Regions from separate parts of the Homo sapiens genome. Here all the other regions are linked to region 1. Evidence: chromatin loops called from intact Hi-C (ENCODE). Cell type or tissue: heart right ventricle. All regions are shown on one strand. Region 1 overlaps LOC105370182 (a long non-coding RNA gene). Region 2 has its middle 31 kb from the start of LACC1. Region 3 holds the start of SMIM2-AS1 (SMIM2 antisense RNA 1).

Region 1 (5,000 bases):
CTATTTCTTATATGTATATTCTATTCTTCATCTGAACTTGAGATGCTCCCAAACGATGCCCAAATTTGGTACAGTTAAATGAAGTCAAGCAGGAGGAATTCTCAAAAAAATCATTTTATCCAAAATAGCAGTAAGTCTCATATTGGAAGGTCACCAGCAAAGACTATCAAAAAAACAGAATTTTAAAATTCTTAGTTAGGACCTACATGATATGCTTTAGCGGCACCAAAATTTATTCCTGAAGCTAAACTATTATTTTGTGTGACTGTTCTGCAACCAGTCATGAACTTCTTGGGGACAGAGACTGTTTGTTATTCATTATGTGTCCTCAGCACTTAGCCCACTGACAGGCATATAGTGAAATTTTAACACATGTATACCGAAAAAATAGATTGCGAAAAGTTGTCTTTTCTGAATTGTGCTGGATGCAAGTTCAGAGAAAGCAAAGGCAAAAGCCAAAAGCACACACTATTGCTGACTTTTGAAAGTAATGGGTTGGCCAGGTGGGGTGGCTCACACCTGTAATCCTAGCACTTTGGGAGGCCAAGGCGGGTGGATTGCCTGAGCTCAGGAGTTTGAGACCAGCCTGGGCAATATGGTGAAACCCCATCTCTACTAAAATACAAAAAAAAATTAGCTGGGCATGGTGGTGGGCGCCTGTAATCCCAACTACTTGGGAGGCTGAGACAGGAGAATCACTTGAGCCCAGGAGGTGGAAGTTGCAGTGAGCCGAGATCGCGCCACTGCACTCCAGCCTGGGCGACAGAGCAAGACTCCATCTCAAAAACAAAAAGAAAAAAAAAGAAAGTAATGGGTTAAAAGACTACAAGCATGTGTGTGTTGTAATGGACCTAGAATGTCGTAAAATATATTAAGATTTGGGCCCTGGTGGTGGGGCCGGGGGGAGCCGGGAGAAGCACTCTGCAGAAAGAACCTTCTTGTCCTTTGTTAACTATAAAATCCTCAGCTCTCCGGGGAAGTAGCCCTCCTTTGGTGGAACTCCCTGGAACATAGGGTTCACTTGAGGGGCATTTACCAGTCAGCCCATATTCTCTGGGGAAGAACAGCAGGCAAAGTAATGCTAAGCTGATGGGCCTCTTAGGCCTGAGGAATTCAGGGATGACTACCTAGGTGGCTCAATGGCAGCAGAAGCTGTGGGAAATGGACAAATGGACAAAACTGGTGTGAGTTTTTAAGCAATACCCAACTTACCTTTCTTGGTGACATTTTACAACATGTGGCTTTTTTTGCTTGATTTACAGTCACATCCAAATCACTGCTGAAGCAGCTCTTCTGCTTCCTACTCCTAAATGCTAAATACCTTGGCAAGTTTGGCACATTCTTTACCGATATTACTCATAAATCTTTTCACTAGAGACTTTGACATTTCTTAAGTAATGCCTGAGATGACAAATTAGCTTGGAGTCAATCTTCCCATCTATTTTTATGCAAAGTTTGTTTCCATTTGACTATAAATAGAAAAAAAAATGGGGAAAAAAGATAACTAGGAAAATTGATTTTTAAAATTCTCACATTAAACCAGGTTATAAATGGATGGAAAACTGGGCTTGAAGGTTGACATTGAGCAGGTTACTTAGTCTCTTGCTGTCTCAGTTGTATCATCTGTCAAAGAGTAAGATTGGATTCAATAATTAAATTGTCATTTTAGGATTGGCACAAGGAAAATGAAATTTCCTAGCAGCCTTAAATTTTTTAAAATTAATTTTCTATTAAATTTTAACATATATATAAAGAAAAGTGGCATATTGGCCAGGCACGGTGGCTCACACCTGTAATCCAAGCACTTCGGGAGGCTGAGGTGGGCAGATCACCTGAAGTCGGGAGTTTGAGACCAGCCTGACCAACATGGAAAAACACTGTCTCTACTAAAAATACAAAATTAGCCTAGTGTGGTGGCACATTCCTGTAATCCCAGCTACTTGGGAGGCTGAGGCAGGAGAATTGCTTGAATCTGGGAGGTGAAGGTTGCAGTGAGCCGAGATCGTGCCATTACACTCCAGCCTGGGCAACAAGAGTGAAACTCCATCTCAAAAAAAAAAAAAAGAAAGAAAAATGGCATATTATGATGATCTCGCTTAATGAATTATCACAAAAAGAACTCAACCATCTAAGCACAACCTTGATGAAGAAATCAAGTATTACTAGCATCTCAAGCCTCTCTCATGGCCCATCAAGTCCCCACCCTGCTCAGCCTTTTCCAAACATAAACACTCATCATTACTTCTAAAATCACAAATTAGTTTGCTTTTGAACTTTATAAAAATGAAATTATACCATATGTTTTTTAACGTCTGTAAGACATATATTGGTCTATAATTTGGCGCTAATCAAAATTCAGATTTATCAACATAGGTGACCAAGGTTTTGGGCCTTCGTGCTTAAGCCTTTATGTCATTCAGAATTACTCCATATGTGGGGAGGGAAATGACTCTATGTATTATGAGCTGAAAGATATTTAATGTACATAATTAGAGTTTCACATAACCATTGAAAGAGCTGGGGAGGCAAAGGTCAAGAAGGCCACTTTAGGAGACCTGGTGGTATAGTGATCACAGAGAAGCCACCACTGATGACATCGGCTGCCTGTCCACGGGAACCCGGAGCCAAAGGAAGCCCTCAGTGAAGATCTCAGCTCCCCAGCCAAACTGTTGCAAGAAAAAAACACCTTCTCCTTCTCTTCCACCTTTGAAATCTCATGTGAATTCTTCCTACTGGCAGCTTTAACCCAGAATCCGATTCAGGAAAACGTTCTGTGACCTAGGGAAAAAGAACACTGAGAAGGGCAATGAAGACACAGAGCTAAAAGCAGATAATGTGGCCAACACTTAGTTATAAACTAGCTGGTGGAAGCAAATTGACCTCTCTGCATTTCTAATCTTCTAGTCTCTCCTAAGTCTTCAGATCCATTTCCAATACAAATCCTATAGTGCCCTCCTTAGGGATACTTAAAAGCCTGCTTCTATGTTACTTCTTTCAAAACCAGTGAGTGACTTAGAAGGTCTTCTCTTTTATTGCAGATGCGTAGAGCAGCTTCTGAAGATCAGCAGGCCTGTGCAGCATCATCTGAGGGTCCCCAGAATTAAAGCAACATGAAACCCTTCATACTGAGTGTGGCCACTTCCCACTGACCATGACTCACAAATGGTGAGGCCACCTGACAGCGTTGAAGATAATTACTATTCATCCTCTTCTGCTAATAGAAACTATTTTCTCCCCTAATCTAGGTTTCCAATTTTAGAAGCTGCCCTGTCCTCATAAAAGAATTACCAGGAAGGTAGGAGGTTTGTTTGTTTGCTTTTCTGTGCATCTAAGTACCCTGACAATCTAATCTCTGGAGAGTCTCAGTAACCAGGCAACACAAGTCATGCTCCAATTGTGCGGTCCTCAATCCACTTTTCCTGTGCTATTCCAGTTCAAAGTAAGAATACCAAAGCCAGAACTGCAGAAGATAAATGTGGATCTTTATTACTACAAGCAGATAACGGGGTCTGCCCCCTCTTCTTATTGCTGAGTAGAAATTCTGAGGCAAGTGCTTTTAAAAAGACTAGAACAGCACATTTTACCTAAGAATAAGATTATAGCTAGTAACCTGTTTTTCTTACAAAAAAAGAAAATGGAAGGAGATAGCTTTTGTCTGGTGACAGTTTATTTTAACCCAGATGCTTCCTCCACTTGTAATTTGGCCTCATTTGTGTTTTCAGAAACATCACCAATTCAGACGGGTTTCTTGGGTAAGGACTTAATGGACAAGGTTAAACACAGCTGTTCTGGTGCCTGAAATCCTTAAGAGTCTAGCAGGACCGGAGCAAGTAAAATAAACTCAGAAAGAGCTGTCTGGATCAGTGTTTCTAGAGACAAAATGAGTATAAATGAGCATGGAGTCAACAGGCCTCCTGGGTCAAGGTCAGAGGCAACCTGGGGACACGGATTAACAGCGGAAGAACACTGCCTATAGTACATTTGCTATGAGACAGCACAGAATTGGACATTCTGGCCTTTAATCATCAGGCTATCACAAGGAAAAGTGGTCCAGATTTAGTACTGTGTCAGCACTTTTTATAATAAATGCTTCATTTACTAGGAATTTAGCTATCGAGTTGCAGATGATAAAAATGACACTCAAATGCAAGGTCAAACAGCAAACATTTATAATTCCTGTCTATTAGCTAAATACACAGTCCTAATTATCCAGGTGAAAGGGGTAATTGTTTTCCCAAACAGTGCCTCAATCTCCAGTGATTTACAAAGCACTTTTACACACATCATCTCGTCACAGTGGTGTGTATGCCCTTGTTACACAGATGGATTGAACTGGAAATTGTTTCATTTGCCAGTTTTAAGTATCTTCCTTTTCCCTGTGGGTGGTTTCTGTAAGGCCTGATGGACATATTATCATCTGGATCTTCCAGGCAATGACACCTCTAAAGAGGCCGATGAACTAGAACTATCAGTTCTAACACCTTAGGCAAGAATCCCTCAATCTCTCTGGGTTTCAGCTTCTTCATGTGTATACTGTAGATATGTTGTCAAAATTGTGCTAATCTTCACCAACTAATAAGAAATGATAAGAATGAGATTTTGTGGATATGGGACTTTAATATACAGTGAGAGGAATATAAATCAGCATGACTTTTTGCTGGTGTTATGTAATAAAATGTAAAACGTACATACCATTTCATGCAGAAAATTTATATCCAAGAATCTATCCCAATGAGGTAGTTACATAAATATGCAAGTATACACAAGATGTTCATCACAATTAGAAACAACCAAAATGTCCACCAACATGAGACTAGTTCAAAAAGATACGAGGTATTCATACAAGAGACTTTATGCATCCACTGAAAAGAATCATGTAATTCATATTGGTTGACTCAAATAGAAGCTCCATCACATATTTTCAAGACAAAAGGAATTACAAAGCAGTATGGTTGATATAATCCCATTTATGTGCAAATCAAATAAATTCCAGATTTCAC
Region 2 (5,000 bases), 76 kb after region 1:
ATGTATGCTTGCCAAAATGGTTAATTTACCATTGACTATCAGTTTGCCCTCTTTCGAAATGTCCTATCTTTGAATCTCACTGCGTCTTGCCTGTACAATAACCCCTCTCTGTTTTGTATCACCAGTTTTCCCTATTTCCTGCATCTTTGTTTTTGCACATAAAAATACTGTGATTTCTCCCATCTTAAAAAAGAACAACAACAATAACAACGAAAGCCTCTTTTGGTTTCACAGCTCTTTGTAGATACTGCCTCTTTTCTTGTTCCTTTTGTAGCAGTGGACCTCAAAGACACAGTGCACATTCATCTCTCCATTTCTTCGTCTCCTGTTCTGTCTTGAAGATTCCTATCAGAGTCCCCCCACATTTCAGTGAAGCTACTACTATAATGGCGGTAACTCCATTAACTTCCACATTGCCAATCCAAATGTCAATCTTGGTTGTAGCCAATTGTCCTCCTTTTTGAAATACTTTCTCAATTCAGCTTCCAAAGCACTGCTCTATCCTGCTTGCCCTTCTCCCTCTCTGGCTGTTCCTCCTCAACCTTCCTTCCTTCCTGAACCCTCCCTGTCTTCCCTACCTCTAACTGTTGGAGTGCCCCAGGCTGAGTCCTCACACATCTCTTCACTAACCACGTTATTCTTCAGATGATCTCACTTACTCTATCCTTTAAATACCATCTATGTTCAGATGATTCCAATATGTCAGTATGTCCAGGCCTTTCCTGATTATCCTGTCTAAAATAGCACTCCCTCCTGTCATTTTCTATTCCCTTCCCTTACATTTTGTGACAGCACTTACTTTTTAGCAGTGACTTTATATTATATGTCTATTTGTTTATTTGCTTATTGTGTACCTCCCTGACTAGAATGTAATCCCATGAGGGCGGGGACTTGGTTTTATTCTCTGCTATATCCCAGCACAGAGAATAAGGTGATGGTGGTATGGTATATATTAGGTATTCAATAAGTATTTGTTAAGTGAATCATTAATGTCCAAATTTATTCTTTCAAATCATTGAGCACTCATTTATGTTATGTAACAGTGCAAAGCAAGCAATAGCTTTAGCTCTAAGAGTGGGATCACTGCAGGCTGCCTGGGTTATTTACCACACAGCACGCGGAGGTGAAGGGCACAATGGTGAGAGGGTGGAGAAGTGGCAGCAATTCTAATTTGTGCCCAAATAAGGGAATGGCAAATCCAGTCTAGTTTAAGACAGTTGAGGTTGGGATGGGGAAAACAATGGGATGGGTGGGCCTCAGCATAGGGGCACAGCTTCATAACTATCAGGTGAAGAATAGAGACAACAGGACTCCAAATACAAACAAGGCAATCCAGAGAAACTATCAGATGTTCTGAAGCAGAAGAAAATTTGCCTAGCCCACAGGCGACCCACAGGAACCCAGAGCCTGGTTCCTTGATTTCCGCATAGGCTCATGGCCACCTGCAGATGCTGGATGCTCAATCCAGAATCAGCTGTGGGGATAGGGCTGGGGCAGGTTCTCTGGGGAATGCAAAAATAAATATAATCTCTACCTTCAAAGAGGCTGCAGATTTATAGGAGATGCTAAGACACAGCTAATAGAAGTAAAAGCATTACGTAACATGTAATGTGCTCAGCAGAGCCGTGAAATCACAGCAAATTATATCTGTAAAGGAGGCTATTTATGGATTGTGTTTAAATATAGAACTAGTCTCTTGGGTGCAAGAAAAAGAACAATTTACTAGTTACATATCTCTTCATTTGCAAAATGTAGGGTTTAGAAAGAATTCTTTTTTATGTTTCCTTCCAGTGCTAAATTGCTATGATTCTTAATTCACATACATGTAAGCCTATATAGGTAAACTTGTATACATAGATAATAAAATCTCATTAATTTGGACTTTGATTATTTTGAACTTATGACCAACCATCAAAGTAAGGCTAGTTGAATTTTCATTTTATTTTATCAGTAATATTAGTAGCTTGTTCAAAAAGAGTGTAGACAAATTATAAAAGGAATGCTTACCAACTTTAAAGAACAAACTGTTTTCAAAGCATTTAGAACTCCTATTTGCAAACAAATAGCTGAAGTGGATGTCAGCCACTTGGACTGATGTTTTGATGCATTTCATACAGATCCCTGAACTAGGGCCGCTTGGAGAGAAGGGAGTTGACACACCAGGTCCCTGACCCTCATCTCACCTCAGAGCACCAGGAAGCCAGAGCTTGCCTTGACTGAGGACAAAACCAGAGGAAATCATTTGCAGAAGCACCGGGCCTGGCAGATTATGCCCTGAGCCTCCTGCTGTATTTCTTGCTTTGGCAGAACAAACTTTTTTAACAAAGAAGATGCAGTCTTCTTTAGGTTATTGTGTAAAATTCATCCATTGAAAATGTTTCTTGAATGTCTACTACATTTATCGAATGTGCAGGAGGCACTATTATATATCCTTATTACATTATAGATTTTCAGTACCAAGTGTTTATTTCATTTACAGCTCTTGAGGATATATTTTATCTTATTATTCACAGTTAATTGTAATAAAAGTTTCAATTGTATTACCTCAAAAGGCTACATGTGGACCTCACAGGCAAATGGGGATGTTACTAAAAGGAGAAACAAGGGTGATTATGTAATACTAAAATTTATCAAAAGCTTTTATGACTAAGGTCAGAAAAGCTGAAAATCAAAATGAGATGCAAATTGAAAAATGCCAGGAAGGGAATGAAAAAACAGAATCTGGAAACCACAGAAGTAAAAATTTTCATTATACCTTAGACAAATCATCACAAAGTTGATCCCAAATTGAAGATACATATAAGAAAGTAGTGGGAGGCCGAGGCGGGCGGATCACAAGGTCAGGAGATCGAGACCATCCTGGCTAACACGGTGAAACCCCGTCTCTACTAAAAAAAAATACAAAAAATTAGCCGGGCAAGGTGGCGGGTGCCTGTAGTCCCAGCTACTAGGGCGGCTGAGGCAGGAGAATGGCGTGAACCCCGAGGGGCGGAGCCTGCAGTGAGCCGAGATCGCGCCACTGCACTCCAACCTGGGCGACAGCGAGACTCCGTCTCAAAAAAAAAAAAAAAAAAGAAAGTAGTAATAGGAATTATACAACCCCCCTCAGATGAATTTAGTCACCCTCTGTGACTGAGCCAAAAGGCTAATCAAGAGAGGCCAAGGTCTTCAATCTCCCTTGAACGCACCAAAGTCATTCGAACCAGATGTTTTTCCTGATGCTGCTTTCTTCACCCACTGTCTGACTTTGCAGCTATTGTTCTATCTTCAGATCCTTGCTGCAGTTCTAGCTTCTTGGTGCAGCCCTTCCTAATTCCTCCTACCCAAAATGAGAGCCACTTTCTGGATGCCCCGGAAACCTTACAACATTGCAGTTTACCACTAAATGGTTCTCTAGTGAGTATGGAGTTCTTCTGGATTAGGCTACAAATACCTTACTTGCAGAATTCATACTGTAAACATTTTAGTGATTTATTAACTTGTAAGAAAAGTCTTACAAGACATAAAAATTTAGTCATATTAAGTAAATATTGAATGAATGGCATTTGTCAAAAATAAAAACTGTAGAAAAATAAAACCACTTTGGAAAATTTGGGATGTAAGGTTCATAATACCCATTGCACCTAACTCCTTATAAGACATAAAGGAGGCACTTTTGGCTGACAAATCGATTGATGAATGAATGGTAGTAAGAAAGTTTTCTTTACTGAGACCTTTCATTCTAACCTACATATTAATGTATGAAATTGATTAGTGCAAATAATCATACAGTCATCTCAAAGTAAACTCAAAACATTCACCACCACCACCACTACCACCACCACCCCCTAAAAGCTGCTCAGCCTCCTGTATCCTTTTATGCCTAGTTAAAGGCATCACTCCTCACTCAGTGACCTAAGCCAGGAACCTGGCAGTCACAAAGTACTTTCTCCTTATTCCCATATTTGATTCCTCACCAAATTCTGTTGACTGTCTCAGATCCATCCCTGCCTCTCCTTCAGCACAGATTTTACTTGGTTCAGGCCTTAACATCCCCACCCACCCAGACTCTAGGGTTATTTCCCAGCTGGTTGCACATATCTGGTCTCACCTCTCTCCAATCCATGCCACATCCAGCCAGAGAGGATCTAAAATGCAAATCTGTTCACATCATCCCCTTTCTGTATCTTGTAATGGTTCTAATGCCTAAAAGATAAAGTCCTAACTTCTTTGCATGTCCTTCAAGGGCCCTTTTAATCTGGTTTCAGCCTTTCTTTTTAAAATCAACTTTGGCCACTTGCCTATATGCATCATACCTTCTTCCCATCTAAAATTTCAGAGTCTAAAATTGTCAGACTTGAAGTGCCAATGCATTTTATCTCACTGTGTAGGACAATATTTGACCCTGTATCCATTTAAACTAGTTGACTTACCTCTATATCTAAACCAAGGACCAATTTATTTCTTGATCACCTCTGCAAAGCTGATACTTTGGTCACCACGATGGCTGGTAAATGCCCCTAATATAGCAATTATTTGATCGTATACGCATTTAACCTACTAGAACTTCTCTACTGTCAGAAGGGCAGGGAGGGACATAGCAGATGCTGGCATGTGAGGAAAGTATATAGTTTGGCATTTCATATATCAGCATCACCATAACAACCACTCAAATATTTGTTGAACATTGGTGAGTCAATGATGAAAGAGTTTAGAAGAAGGAATTTCAGGGAAATGGAACAGCAGGAGCAGAGGCAGCAGTGAACTTGCAGTAGGCTAAGAACAACCCAAGGTAGTTTTTTTTTTCCCTGACACTGCTAAATTGAAGGTTTTTATAAAGGAGCTAAAGATGAGGAAAGTAGCCAATCTGAATAAGCTGTGACTCAATAAGTAGAAGATGAAACCAAAACATACCTCAAAAACTTCTGCCTGGGAGACTGGAAGATTGGTGACACCTTGATGGAAAACAGTAAGACTGAATTGTACATTCAGACCAGTTCTCACCATCTGAATTTGAAAAA
Region 3 (5,000 bases), 120 kb before region 1:
GATAGGTCAGTCACTTAAAAACAAAATAAAACAAAACAAACAAATCCTCTGTTCAATATTCCCCTCTATAAAGTGGACACAATAATAATAAGTATGCATAAGGATGTTGCGAAGGTTAGATGAGAAAGTGCAAATGAAATGTCTGATACTTCATAGAAGTGTGTTATAAAAGAGAAAAATATATATACGATTTTTGAACTCCTTGTAATAGAATAATATATTTCTCAGGTTCAAGAAGTTGGGAAAGAGTTAATCACAACAGAATTGTCACCATGCTAAGAGAGAGAGCAAGTGATTTTACTACTAGAAGCCAGTATGAACCCAATAACACAGTATGGGGAAGAGAACATCTAACCAATGCATAATAATTAGGATATTGTTGAGAACCGAGCCCTCCGAGCTTCTACATGCCTTTAACAATTAGTAGGTCAATGACCTTGCTCAGTGGATCTCCACTCATATGGGAGGCACCAGCAAAATGAAGAAAAACCCGCAGACGCTCTTGTAGGAAATGCAATTAAAGTGGAAAGGCCTAAAATAACATTTCCATTGTGCCCCTCACTTACATTGGAGAGTCAGGGCCAGACTGGGAGGCTGGCAGGGAAACAGCTTGGCACTGCAGGCCACCTGGGGTCCATTTGCCAACAGGACTTGTGGCTAACATCCTTTGATAACAAATTTCCCAGAGTCACAGGGCTCTTTTAGATCACCATGATTCCGGGTCACAAGACGGATGGGAAGCCACAGAGCCCCGGGTCCTTTCCGTGAAGTTAAATATTACACCATCCATAATGAAACATCTTTGTATCTCCTCGTGGCCACAATTACTTAGTCACTGATTATACAATAAACTCTTCAGAAATAATTCACAAAGATGAGAAATCAAACCCCACCCTTTTATGTTCTGAGGCATGAACCAGCTCCACCTCTTGAGAGAGGGAGGTAAAGCCTGTTGCACATCTTCAGCCCATGGTATTTTCCGGCAAATGTGGAAGACCCTCAATATTGGAAGGTGATCTGCAGTTCCACAGGGAGACAGTACAATGGGTGCCTGCCTGGGAATGGCAGTGCCTGGCTTCAGATACGATTTCAACCGATCAGCTGTATAGCACTGGGCAAATTACTTAATTTCCTAGGCATCTCAGTTTCCTTATTCACCAAATGGCAGTAATAATTGCACCTACTTCATAAGGTTGTTGGACCTGGCACACTGTAGTTGCTAAATAACCGTCAACTATAATGCCCATTCTCCTGAGTCGTTCACCTTTTCGATAGCCTAGCAAAAAGTTCTTTGAAAAAATGACAACTACCAAACAAAAGGCATATTTCATATAGACAAAATAACTCACATTGTCTCTTACACATGATAGGGACCTTGCCCATGATTGTGGCCCTTACATAATCTGGATAACCATTTGGGTTTTTATTGCTATGTGGTGCTTCTTCTGCAAATGGTATTGTCCTTTGTGAAACCCACTGCTTTTACCTTATCATTGGCAAATACTTTTGGGGTTTACTCGAAATGTATTCACTGGCATGGGGAGTATGGATGAGGTCCCTCCTTCATGGAACTTAGATTCTGGTTAGGTAAGGGGTAACAATAAAGCTTAAGAAGTTTTAGGATCCCAAACTCAGAGTTCAAGGGGCTCATGTGTGAGGAACTCTAGGGGGAGGAAGAAAAGAAGTAAAGTTTAAGCTCAAAATTGAAGGCGGCTGAGAGTTTTGCTTGAGAAAGTGCCCCAGGTGGGTGGAAGAATGTGGTTCCAATACCTAAAAGGAAAAGAAGCTTGGAGTTGAGAGGAGCCGAGGCCTTCCACCCACCTGCAGCAATGTCAGGCGGTAAGAGGATGATGGTCAGGCTGACCTAGGCTTGGAGACCACATCAAAGGGTCAGGCTTGATCCCAAAAGTATCAAGGAATCACGGAAGGGTTTCACACTGGGAGTGAAATGGTCTGACCTGAGGTGAGGCTGGATCATCTTGGCTGCTCTGTGAGGCAGGAGAGAATGTGGGGATCCTGGTGGGAGGCTGTGGCTGTCAAGTCGGCACAAGTGCACCATCTTTTAATGATTCTGGCCCAGACTTGGGTGGTTTGGAGGTAAAGAGGTAGATAGATTTGAGAAACATTTAAACATTTGGCTTAAAACTAAAGCTAGCCCTCCCTGCCCCACAAATCAGGATAAGTAGCAACATTAACCTATAGTCGGCCCTTCTGCTACCAACACCCAGGACGTTTTTAGTTTGGAAAAAGAAGGGACCTGGTATCTAAAGTGCAGCTTGGGGGTTTTCTACTGAGGTCAATGACCTGCACTGCTCTGCCTGACCCATTGCCACCTCAGACACTGAAGCCTGCTCAGCCTCCTCTCACCCTAATTACACTTATCATGCAAAGCCCTAATACAGCCAGGAAGGGCTCAACACCAGTCCCTCTAGCCAAACAATCAGCAAACTAAGATAACTTTAAAGAGTGTCAAGCCCAACTTTATGACTCCTTCATAGGCACCAAGGGCATTGTCTCAGCAGCCTCAGCCACCAGACAGGATGGCCCAGGGCTGCTTGTTCCTTGACCTGCTAGGACCAACTGTGACTCATCTATTTACTGCAGAGCAAAGGTAACTTGGGTTGCACAAGTTGACAGCTGTCTCCCAGGTGACAATCAGTACTGGAAATAAAGGCACTGGGCTTTAACTGGAAAAGTTTCTACTGGCATAGACCCAGGCTGGATGAGGCAGGGACGTGAGAGATGGCATGCACGTATTTTAAAGAACTGGGGTCCTCACAGCTGACTGGCTATTTCAAGTCACTCTTGTTATTATCTCACTGAGCAGCTTGGAGCCTAGTGATGTCACTTATATGTGCTCTGTTATTTACAGTTTGGATATTTTAGGCCCACAACCGTACTTCCTTTCTTGGCAGAAGGAAGATTAGGAGCAGCAATAATATTATAGTAATATTGGTATCATTTATTAATGGGATAGTCTATTCTGAAAGCAGTATGTCACTCAGGTTATACACATTGTCTGTAACCCAGGGTTCACAACCTAGGGTTCGCTTAGGAATCTCCCAGGAATCTTCAAAATACTGGTGCCTGGGTCTACTCTCCAAAGACTGATTGGGTAGGACCAGGGCATTGGCATGTTAAGGCTCGCCAGGGAATTCTAATGTGTACTTAAGGTCGAGAAACAGCTTTCATCATCACAACAACCTGCAAGGTAGGGATTTTTAGCTTCATTGGATAGATAAAGAAAATAGGGCCCAGGGACAACAGACAACTTGTGCAAGTACAAGATCAGGGACTTCAACCTTGGATCTGTCTGGCCACCAATCCCTGCTGCCAATTTGCTTCACGTGTGTTTCATGAATCCGTAGGTAAAGAGTAAACAGACAGAGCACACAGATGAGGAAAAGGGAGCCCAGGGCAGCAGCACCCCACAGGAGCTTCGTGCACAGGAGGCTCCACCACCACCCTGAGCCTGCTGTGCAGCATGGGGGTCACCTGCAGGTGAGGGTTCCAAAAGGAGAGTAGCCCAAGTTAGCAAATAATGGGTCTTCATGGTTGCAGCACCACCTGGCTTCTGTCCAATCCTCAGAAGCTGGCGCAGAGGAGAGATATTTGGTGGAAAGTTGAACGGGTCATGGCCCGGCTAGGGCAGTAGCCCCATGCACACTCAGTTACCTACAGTATCTGCAGAGAGATGAACTTCCTTCCCTAGTGTCTGCCTTCTCATCCTGCACTGTGTCAGCTCAGGGCTTGCACCAGGTTCTCTGGGCTGCCTCTAAATCGTACTTGAAGATGTTGGGGTTAACTCAAGAAAGTCGTGTTGATTGATATATACTGTCGAATGGGAAGGAAGCATCCTCTGATTCTTGTTTCCCCAACCTAGAGCACCTTTAGCCATAACTGCCGAAGTAAATATAATCAGGTGGGATTCTGAAACTGCATCTTCCTTCTCCTCTGCTAGGAACCCACCAGGGCAGAGCCTCAGCTCTCAGCCTCCCGGAATGAACCATGAACCCAAAGCAAAGAGCAGAACTCCTTTGACACCTCCAGCTTCACAGACAAAGATGAATCTCCTAAGGCATTTCTGGTATCGTTGCTACCAATGACTGAAAGAGCATCAAAGTCTGAGGGGTGGCAGAGGAGAGGGGAAGTTTCTGTAGTCAGGTAGGAGGTGTCTGGCCCTCTCTGTACTCCAGATCTAAACCCTACTCTAATACTCCCCACAAAGGCTTGGATTGGCCACTTTTGTTCATTTATTCACTCAACATTTATGAAGTTTATAGCACTAGGGATTCTTAGCAGAGTAAAACCGAATGCTGACCTTAAGTAGCTCACAGTTTAGCAGGAGAGAAGTCACCTAAAGGGCAAGTGTGATGTCAGAGGAAAGCACGGGTGTGGTGGGAACACAGGAGGTAGGAGGGTGGGTGTCCTAGAGGGGCAATTCCTGACTTGGGACTTATGAATGCCTAGCAGGAGTCGGCCAAGGGGAGAGTGGGGGAAACAGTTTTCTAAGTGGAGGGGGCACCTTCAGCAAAAGAGCAAAGATTCTGTTCTTTGCCTCAATAAAGGGTGCTCCTTGTTGAAAGGTCACCTTGGCTTAGCTCCAGAAACTCTTCCTTCTCTGGACTTCAGGGACTTGGACTTCTTTCTCTGCATTCAGGCCAAAGGGCTGAGTCTAAGTGAGACTAAATTCCTAACTCAGACTTTTTTTTCTTCAACAGAAACATGCAGTTCTGAAGTCTGGCCAGCCACACCAAAGAGCTTTTCGCAAGAAGGCACAGGCCAGGTAGAGGCAGCTGTGCAGTGGGAGGACTGTGATGTTTTGGACTAGAAAATAAGACGCAAATGAGGCCAAAAAAACACAGGCACTGCATAAAGGTGTCTTCTCCCCACTTTATAAGCCTTATGTGTGATAATATTCAATGCCACAGCAAGGCAAGCAAATAGGTCCTTGGAGGGAGGGATAGCTGGATTTTAATCCTGGCTCTACACTAAGGTCT

Evidence for each region. Peaks named below come from ENCODE experiments on the same cell type or tissue, not always from the same donor. Only the 100,000 strongest peaks of a DNase experiment are listed, where the experiment ranks them.
Region 2: a loop joins it to region 1, with 9 times the contacts of the local background. A loop is called at or near these places in 13 of 110 quality-filtered maps.
Region 3: a loop joins it to region 1, with 10 times the contacts of the local background. A loop is called at or near these places in 3 of 110 quality-filtered maps.

Annotation. Positions count from the first base shown.
Region 1 is chr13:43,984,866-43,989,865 of GRCh38, reverse strand. It overlaps LOC105370182 (a long non-coding RNA gene), which reads left to right. Exons shown (of 6, transcript XR_941918.3): 5 at 3,039-3,165; 6 at 3,246-3,288. Among named protein-coding and RNA genes, the nearest start is that of NRAD1, 35 kb to the left of the region's middle. In heart right ventricle, a CTCF peak has its summit at 2,943; no DNase peak of the experiment used is centred here; H3K27ac peaks cover 2,117 bases.
Region 2 is chr13:43,908,670-43,913,669 of GRCh38, reverse strand. No RefSeq gene overlaps it. Among named protein-coding and RNA genes, the nearest start is that of LACC1, 31 kb to the right of the region's middle. In heart right ventricle, no CTCF peak of the experiment used is centred here; no DNase peak of the experiment used is centred here; H3K27ac peaks cover 633 bases.
Region 3 is chr13:44,106,179-44,111,178 of GRCh38, reverse strand. LINC00390 (long intergenic non-protein coding RNA 390) reads left to right here. Exons shown (of 4, transcript NR_132368.1): 3 at 3,962-4,087; 4 at 4,722-5,000. SMIM2-AS1 (SMIM2 antisense RNA 1) reads right to left here and starts at 630. Exons shown (of 5, transcript NR_104065.1): 1 at 567-630. In heart right ventricle, no CTCF peak of the experiment used is centred here; a DNase peak (open chromatin) is centred at 2,623; H3K27ac peaks cover 4,795 bases.